Regions from separate parts of the Homo sapiens genome. Here region 2 is linked to region 1. A link is an interaction called in ENCODE POLR2A ChIA-PET data of the cell type or tissue named here. Cell type or tissue: GM12878. All regions are shown on one strand. Each heading gives the region's core, and the rest is flanking DNA. Links, peaks and the distances in the headings are about the cores only. Region 1 overlaps AEBP2 (AE binding protein 2). Region 2 holds the start of LOC101928387 (a long non-coding RNA gene).

What was found. Peaks named below come from ENCODE experiments on the same cell type or tissue, not always from the same donor. Only the 100,000 strongest peaks of a DNase experiment are listed, where the experiment ranks them.
Region 2: POLR2A ChIA-PET joins it to region 1 with 7 read pairs; 3 of 35 experiments call an interaction of 5 or more read pairs at or near these places.

The regions. Positions count from the first base shown.
Region 1 is chr12:19,487,393-19,491,789 of GRCh38, reverse strand. All of the region lies in intron 3 of AEBP2 (AE binding protein 2), which reads right to left. Among named protein-coding and RNA genes, the nearest start is that of AEBP2, 50 kb to the right of the region's middle. In GM12878, for the core only: no CTCF peak of the experiment used is centred there; no DNase peak of the experiment used is centred there.
Region 2 is chr12:19,550,120-19,554,516 of GRCh38, reverse strand. It overlaps LOC101928387 (a long non-coding RNA gene), which reads right to left and starts at 1,473. Exons shown (of 7, transcript XR_007063236.1): 1 at 1,125-1,473. In GM12878, for the core only: no CTCF peak of the experiment used is centred there; DNase peaks (open chromatin) are centred at 1,896 and 3,696.

The DNA.
Region 1 (4,397 bases), core at 307-4,306:
TTGCAAATCATAGATATTACTAAGTATATTAGCAGAACAGTTATATGTTTACTGATGCTGATAAAAAAAAAAATCACACATTCTTCTTATATGGTATCCATTAATAATTACTCTATTTTGACATACAAAATATATTTTGGGGGCTCCTTATGGCCCTCAGCGTCTCTATGAAAAATGTTTACTTACTCTATGGTGCACACTAAGTTAAAAAAGAGGTAGAAATGATTCAAGACTTTAGTTCAAATACTTATCTATGTCCAGTATTACATAATATGCTAGAAGGATAAAGATGAATAAGATATAGATACTACACTAAAAGAGCTTCTATATGTTCCGCAAAACATACATATAAAGCAGTATAACTTCAAAGGAGTACAGTAAGGCCTAACTAAAGCACAGGGCTATGGGAAACCCTGAATAGAGGCAATTAGCCATATTCATTGCTCTGAAATTAGTATTTAATTCATACAACAACCCTAAGAATGGCATGGTCCTCAAATAGGCTGCATCAAGAATTTTCACCTACAGACTCTGACCATGAGAAGTCAGCATTTAATGATTTCTATATTTAAAATTTAAAATTTTACCACACATATTTTGAGTACCAAGAAATAATAACGCTTTTTAAAGCTGCCATCTCTTCTGTAGAGTACCACGTTGCCACAGAACTACCTGGTCCACTGCCAAGGTCACTGCAAACCTACGAACCACTAGCCAAATATTGCTACTCAACACTTTAAATATGGTTATTGTAACTGAGTAAATGAATTTTTAACTTTATTTCATTTAAATTAATATTATTCATTAAAGTGAAATTCACATCACAAAATTAACCATTTGAAAGTGTACAATTCAGTGGAATTTAGTGTATTCACAATGTTGTATAATCACCAGCTAGCTCCACATTCTCGCCAACACTATTTCCATTTTTTTATTAAAATCATCCTAGTGAGTGTGAAGTGGTATCTTGTGGTTTTCAACTGCATTTCCATAATGGCCAATTTAACTTTTAATTTAAAACCTGAGCCGAGCACAGTGGCTCATGCCTGTAATCCCAATACTTTGGGAGGTTGAGGTGGGTGGATCACTTGAAGCCAGGAGTTTGAGACCAGCCTGGCCAACACAGTGAAACCCTGTCTCTAATAAAAATACAAAAATTAGCCAGGGAGGTTGCAGTGAGCTGAGATCATGCCACTGCACTCCAGCCTGGGCAGAAGTGAGACTCTGTCTCAAAAAGAAAAAAAAATTAGCCGGGCATGGTGGCACAAGCCTGTAACCCAGCCACTCAGGAAGCTGAGGCACAAGAATCACTTCAGCCTGGGATGCAGAGCAGTGAGCCAAGATCATGCCACTGCACTCCAGCCTGGGCAACAGAGTGACACTCAGTCACGATAAAAAACCTGATACTCAAAATTGCTTGATACTTGAATTGAGAGTGTTTAATTACCCTAATGGGTTAGTTTTGTACCATTCAATACGTACATCTATTAGATATAGGTAACTTCTAAGCATTTGAAACTTGGCTAGTCTGAATTGAGAAATGTTGTAAGTCTTAAGAGTCATTTTGTCCCAGCATCCTTCCAGACAGCAAAGAATAGGCCCTAGTAGCATCTAGAACTCAGAGAGTAATGTTACCATCAAGAGTTTATTTTAGTCCAAGTGCACGCACAATTCCAACATTCTGGGAGGCCAAGGTGGGAAAATCACTTGAGCCCAGGAGTTTGAGACTAGCCTGGGCAAAAAAGGGAGACTCCATCTCTAACCTCCCCCATGCAAAAAAAAAAAAAAAAAAAAAAAAAGTTTATTTTAATTATCAATGATTCAGTCTCTAGAAATGAAACCAGTAATGAGAATTCTAACAGAAAATTGTTTTATCTTTGATTTTGGTCATTTATCAATCAAAAATCATTAAAAAAAAACAGAAGTAAAATTTAGAACTAAAGAGTGCTTACATTAAAGAAAAATATAATAGAATCACACATATTTCACTTAAATACAAACTCTTCTCTGCTAAAGGAAAAAATAATTTTAGGCATCAACTAATCAACATCCTACACAGAATATGAGGCAGAGACAAATCTGCTGTTGCTTCAAATAGTCTAGTACCATCCTCTTTACATGAGCATTTCATGTTGCTGAGTATGGTTTTAGTTTTCAAATATGTTTTATATTTTCACTCATAAATATATCATCACTGAACTCAAGCCACTACACATGGTGTTCTGATGAAAAAGAAACCGATTTCAATGATGAGGGGAAAGCTGGTTGTTGAACACTGATATGGTTTGGCTCTGTGTCCCCATCCAAATCTCATCTTGAATTATAATCCCCATGTACTGGGTGAGAAACCTCCCAAGTGACTGGATCATGGCGGGGGCGGTTTCCCCGATGCTGTTCTTGTCATAGTGTGGGAGTTCTCACAAGATCTGATGGTTTTTAAAAATGGCAGGTTCCCCTGCACTCTCTCTGCCACCACCTTGTGAAGAAGAGATACTGCTTCCCCTTCACCTTCCACCATGACTGTAGTTTTCCTGAGGTTTCCCCAGCCATGCAGAACTGTGAGTCAATTAAACCTCTTTTGTTTATAAATTACTAAGTCTCAGGTAGTATCTTTATAGCAGTGTGAAAAACGGACTAATACAAACATTGACTGTTTTAAATGTGGTCTCCCACTGAAATACCCTATATATTAATGTATGTTGGCCAGGCATGGTGGCTCACGCCTGTAATCCCAGCACTCTGGCAGGCCGAGGCAGGTGGATCACCTGAGGTCAGGAGTTTGAGACCAGCCTGGCCAACTTGGTGAAACCACGCCTCTACTAAAAATACTAAAATTAGCCGGGCGTGGTAGCAGATGCCTGTAATCCCAGCTACTTGGAGGATGAAGCAGGAGAATAGCTTGAACCTGGGAGGCGGAGGTTGTGGTGAGCCAAGATCGCACCATTGCTCTGGGTGACAGAGCAAGAGTCCATCTCAAATAACAAAAAAAAAATATGCTGGTGGCCAAGTAGCTTTTCTAAAATTTGAAACACAGAATTACTGAACTGGTTTTTTCTTTTTCCGAACAAATTTATTTGGACGAAGCAATACTAAGACTGTCTTTGTAAGTGCTAAGATCATCTTATTCATATTCCCAGAAGTCCTTCTGAAGATCAACAAGGGGCTATCAGAACACAAATCAGAAAGCACCAGTCTTACAAATAATGAGGAGGCGATCTAAAGGAAGAAAAATTCCAAAAAGAAATGTTGATTTCTTGGTTTCGACAAATACACCAGAGTAACATAATTAACAACCCCGGATTCTTTCTGCCTCTGAAATTCAGAATCTGCCACTGACCATGACCACAAACAATATTTAATATGGATAGGAGCGATGACTCACGCCTGTAATTCCAACACTTTGGGAGGCCGAGGTGAGCGGATCGATTAAGCCCAGGAGCTCGAGACCAGCCTAGCCAACATGGCAAAACCCTGTCTCTACAAAAAAAAAAAAAAAAAATACAAAAATTAGCCAGGCATGTGCCTGTGGTCCCAGCTACTTTGGAGGCTGAGGTGGGAGGACCACCTGAGCCCAGGAGCCAGAGGTTGCAGTGAGCTGAGACTATACCACTGCACTCTAGCCTGGGCAACAGAACAAAACTACGCCTCAAAAAAAAAAAAAAATTTAATCTGTTCTTGCCTCAGTTCCTTATGTAAAAAATGAGGGCAACAACAGTAATTAACTCAAAGAATTATTGTAAGAATTAATTTAGTCAAAATATGTAATATAATAATATACATATGCAATGTGCAAGGCTCTGCAATGCATCAATCGAGTCTTTGCTATAATTCTTTCTGACCCTTACTTCATCTTGCGCACCACAAAACAAACATGAGATCTCAACTTTTTTCACCAATTGCATTAATATTTAACTTCTAGATAATCAAAGCTCACTAATCAGAAATATTTGTTTTTAAATATTTTCAAATTGCTACAATAATCGCTTACATATATGAAACTACATGCTCTTCCCTAAACAGTTCACTTTTTTAAATGCTCCCTTTTTTCACTCTTTTTTTTTCTTTATGTTTTTTAAGGTGGGGTCTCGCTCTCTCACCCAGACGAGTGCAGTGGCGTGACCTCGGTTCACTGCAACCTCTGCCTCCCAGCTTCAAGGGATTCTCCTGCCTCAGCCTCCCAAGTACCTGAGATTACAGGTGCATGCCACCACACTTGGCTAATTTTTGTATTTTTAGAAAAGACAGGGTTTCACCATGTTGGTCAGACTGGTCTCGAACTCCTGACCTCAAATGATCCACCCGCCTTGGCCTCCCAAAGTGCTGGGATTACAGGTGTGAACCACTGCACCTGGCCCCTTTTTTCTCTTTCAAAAGCATACGTACTTTCTGTAACCAGA
Region 2 (4,397 bases), core at 159-4,158, 63 kb before region 1:
ACCTCTGCCTCTCGGGTTTAAGCAATTATCCTGACTCAGCCTCCAGAGTAGCTGGGATTACAGGCATACGCCACCACGCCCAGCTAATTTTTTTTTTTTTTTTTTTTTTTTTTTTGGTATTTTTAGTGGAAACAGGATTTCACCATGTTGGCCAGGCTGGTCTCAAACTCCTGACCTCGTGACCCGCCCGCTTTGGCCTCCCAAAGTGCTGGGATTACAGGTGTGAGCCACCGTGCCCAGCCAGCAAGACCCTGTTTCTACAAAAAATTTAAAAATTAGCCAGGCATGGTGGCACCTGCCTGTAAGTGCCAGCTACTTGGGACTGCAGTGAGCTGCAGTCATGCCACTACACTCCAGTGAGGTCAAGGCTGCAATGAGCTGCAGTCGTGCCACTGCATTTCAGCCTGGGTGACAGAGCAAGACCCTGTCTCAAAAACAAAAAACAAAAAAAAATTTTTTTAATCAAAGGTTATGGCTCAGGCTTCCTGACATAAGTAAAGGAGGACACAGCTAAATTAGAAGGCTTTCATTTTTGCCAAGGTGTTTGGGGTGAAGCAAAGAAACACAGACAGACTTGCCATTCACTGCCCAATAAAACAAACCAAGGAAAGACCACAAAAGGAAATGCTCCCTCCTCAGGCTATGGCAAATGTCAATCATGTCAGCCCTTGGGAATTTAGAATTGGGACCCGCGTGAGGGAAAAGGAGAAAATCTTAAGGAGCCATGTCTGCACTGGTATTATTGTGAACTGAAACTGACATAGCAATTGCAAGATTGGACTGAGGAAAAGAAAAGGATGAGATTGATTAGATCAAGCTGCCTAACATTAGACAGGCTGAGAGTTTAGTCTGGTCAGAAATCAGCCATTACATATTTTAACTATTTTTAAGTGTCATTAAAAACACCAACTTTGAACACATTGCAGACCACCAACGTGTTAATTTCCATGCCAGCTTCTTCATGTTTTTGCAGACCTTGACATATAGCTGCTTTAGCCATCTCTGGCATATATATAATGTATTGAGTAGGTAATAATTCTGCACAAGGCTTTTTCTTTTCTTTTTTTTAAATTCAGACTTGCACATGGCCTCTCCCATAAAATTATACAGGGGAATAGACTTACCATAGCACACATTAATCAAATTCATCAAATGCCAGACGAGGCTGAAGTGCTTCTGCTCAGCAGTTGCTCTTGTCAGAAAGCCAAAGAAGGCTGTACAGCAATAAGCACACAAGTAACACATGTCATGGTAATTATTCGAGATTAAGGCTTATTGTAAGTTTTGGACACTTTTTGTTTAGATTTTTACATTTTTTTTTTCTAGTGAGATAAAGTAATCACCTGTAAAAGCAGAAATGAATCATTGGTGTAAAAATTAAACTTGGCTGGGCACGGTGGCTCACGCCTGTAATCTCAGCACTTTGGGAGGCCGAGGTGGGCAGATCACCTGAGGTCGGGAGTTTGAGACCAGCCTGGTCAATATGGTGAAACCCCGTCTCTACTTAAAATACAAAATTAGCTGGGCGTGGTGGCGGGTGTCTTTAATCCCAGCTACTCAGGAAGCTGAGGCAGAAGAATCGCTTGAACCCGGGAAGCGGAGGTTGCGGTGAGCCAAGATCGCGCCATTGCACACCAGCCTGGGCAACAAGAGTGAAACTCCATCTCAAAAAAAGAAAGAAAAGAAAAAGAAAATTAAACTTAATGAGGAAATATGATGATAAATAAAACAAGACTGCACCTCCTGATGAAAAATGCCAATCTGGCATTGTTACTCAATTACTGGCCAACCACACCGCTCTAACACAGCATATGATAAGAGAGCAAGTGCCTCTAAGTTTCACAGAAAATCTTTTGAAGGTAAGAAAGTACAGTGGGAATGATCTGTCACCCAGTTTCATTTTTAGTGTGACTAAAACTGCTCAACTTGTATTTCATGCAGTGAAATCTTACACAACAGTTCCAGAGTCCTCCCAAATTACATGATTTTCAAACAAAACACAGTAAGTTCAAAAGTAAGTAACTCAGATGTTCCTGCCTAATTGAACTACTTAGAGTTATCGAAAAAATTTTATATGAACAAAATTTAAATGTGAAAATGAAAGCTCTTTATTCTATCAAAAAGAGCTTATTAAGGTCTGGGCTATGTTAAATAAACAGGCATTTACAAAAACATAATTAGTCTCATTTTCTGATAAAGTCCAAGCCCTATTGGCATTTAAGGTGGGACAGGTGCAAGTCACCCAGCATCCTTGGTGCCAGAAAACTAAGCCCCAGTTGCACTTTTAGGTATTAAGACAACCAAAATTGCCCCCACATATCTGCAAATATCCTTGAGAGACCATACCATACTGGCTGGTATCACTGATCTAATCCAAAAATACACATCCAAAATACATATTTGCCTGGTGCAGTGGCTTACGCCTGTAATCCCAGCACTTTGAGAGGCTGAGGTGGGTGCATCACTTGAGGTCAGGAGTTCGAGACCAGCCTGATCAACATGGTGAAAGCCCGTCTCTACTAAAAATACAGGCCAGGTGCAGTGGCTCACACCTGTAATCCCTGCACTTTGGGAAGCCAAGGTGGGTGGATCTCCTGAATTCGGGAGTTCGAGACCAGCCTCACCAACATGGAGAAACCCTGTCTCTACTAAAAATACTAAATTAGCTGGGTGTGGTGGTGCATGCCTGTAATCCCAGCTACTCAGGAGACTGAAGCAGGAGAATCGCTTGAACTTAGGAGGCGGAGGTTGCAGTGTGCTGAGATCGCACCATTGCACTCCAGCCTGGGCAACAAAAGCGAAGCTCTGTCTCAAAAAAAAAAAAAAAAAATACAAAACTAGCCGGACATTGTGGCACACACCTGTGATCCCAGCTCCTTGGGAGTCTGAGGCAGGAGAATCACTTGAACCTGGGAGGTGGAGGTTACAGTGAGCTGAGATTGCACCATTGCACTCCAGCCTAGGCAACGAGAGTGAAACTCCATCTCAAAACAAAACAAAACAAAACAAAATATGTATCTAATAAATTCCTTTAAAACCTAAATTTTTCCAAAAAATAAATAAAATTTAAATTTCACTTCACCTGGATGAAAATGTGGATTTGCCGATCTCTGTATTTTGCTTGTTTTTATATTTAGCCACACAAATGAGCATAAAGAAGAGTTATTATTTAAAATACAACTGGAGGGGGAAAAAGTGTTTACATTCAGTTTTAATACGCCATTGAGTAACCTGTTGAAAATGTAACCAAGTCTATTCTGGTGGAGTGAAAAGAGTTGCTCAGATAAAGCAGTTGCTGAAATACGCTCGTGGTCATTGTATTTGTGCTTAATAGTTTTCTCTGCAATATTCTGAAAGATGTTGGGTAAAGCTTCATAATTGTTAACCGTATTAAGGCATTGCCTGTAAACTGAGCACCTTTCAGAGTTATTTATACTAATAAGGATGGTCAGTTCTAGAATGTATGTTTTAACATTGAAGTTTTTAATACTTTCAAGACAAGGTTCTGGTACAGATATTTCCAATAAAAATATAAATAACATTTTTGTTTTTAAAAAAACTCCAGTAAGTAAACATCTCTGGAACATAGCTGTACGAGGTAAAGTACCTAGATGCTACTTTTAATTCAGTGGTACATGGTTTCCACATCACTGCTCACAACAGCAGGAATGTGTTAGCAACACAGCTGAAACCAAGTTTACACTAAAATACAAAACTATTATTACTCTTTTGAAATCTCAAGGGAACGTCTGACAGAACATGCCACTAACAAGATGTTTTCAAAAGTCACCTTGAGGCTGGGCCCGGTGGCTCACGTCTGTAATCTCAACACTTTGGGAGGCTGAGACAGGTGAATCACTTGAGGCCAGGAGTTTGAGACCAGCCTGGCCAACATGGTGAAACCCTGTCTCTACCAAAAATACAAAAATTAGCAGGGCATGGTGGCATGCCTCTGTAATCCCAGCTATTCGGGAGGCTGAGGTAGGAGAATCTCTTGAACCTGGGAGGCAGAGGTTGCAGTGAGCCGAGATCGCACCACTGCACTCCAGCCTAGGCAACAGAGTGAGACCCTGTCTCAAAAAAAAAGTCACCATTGAATAACTCAGGCTATTATGACATTTGGCCACACAGCGTTGGCCAAATATGACGATGATTTAAGCTTCCCCGGGAGTCCATTCATCAGCTCCTTTTAAAAAGTGAATACTCCCCAGTAAGGAAGGTGAGTGTTTTTAAAGATATTGTCAGTAATTTAACACTGGTATATAAATTCCCTAATGTTGTTCTTTCAGACTTCTGGATCAGTTTGACTGAAGGAATTGAAATTGAGATTGCAAAGTGACATGGTTAAATGTTTAAAAAAAAAAAAACTACCATTTTTAATTAATTATCTGTGTGGG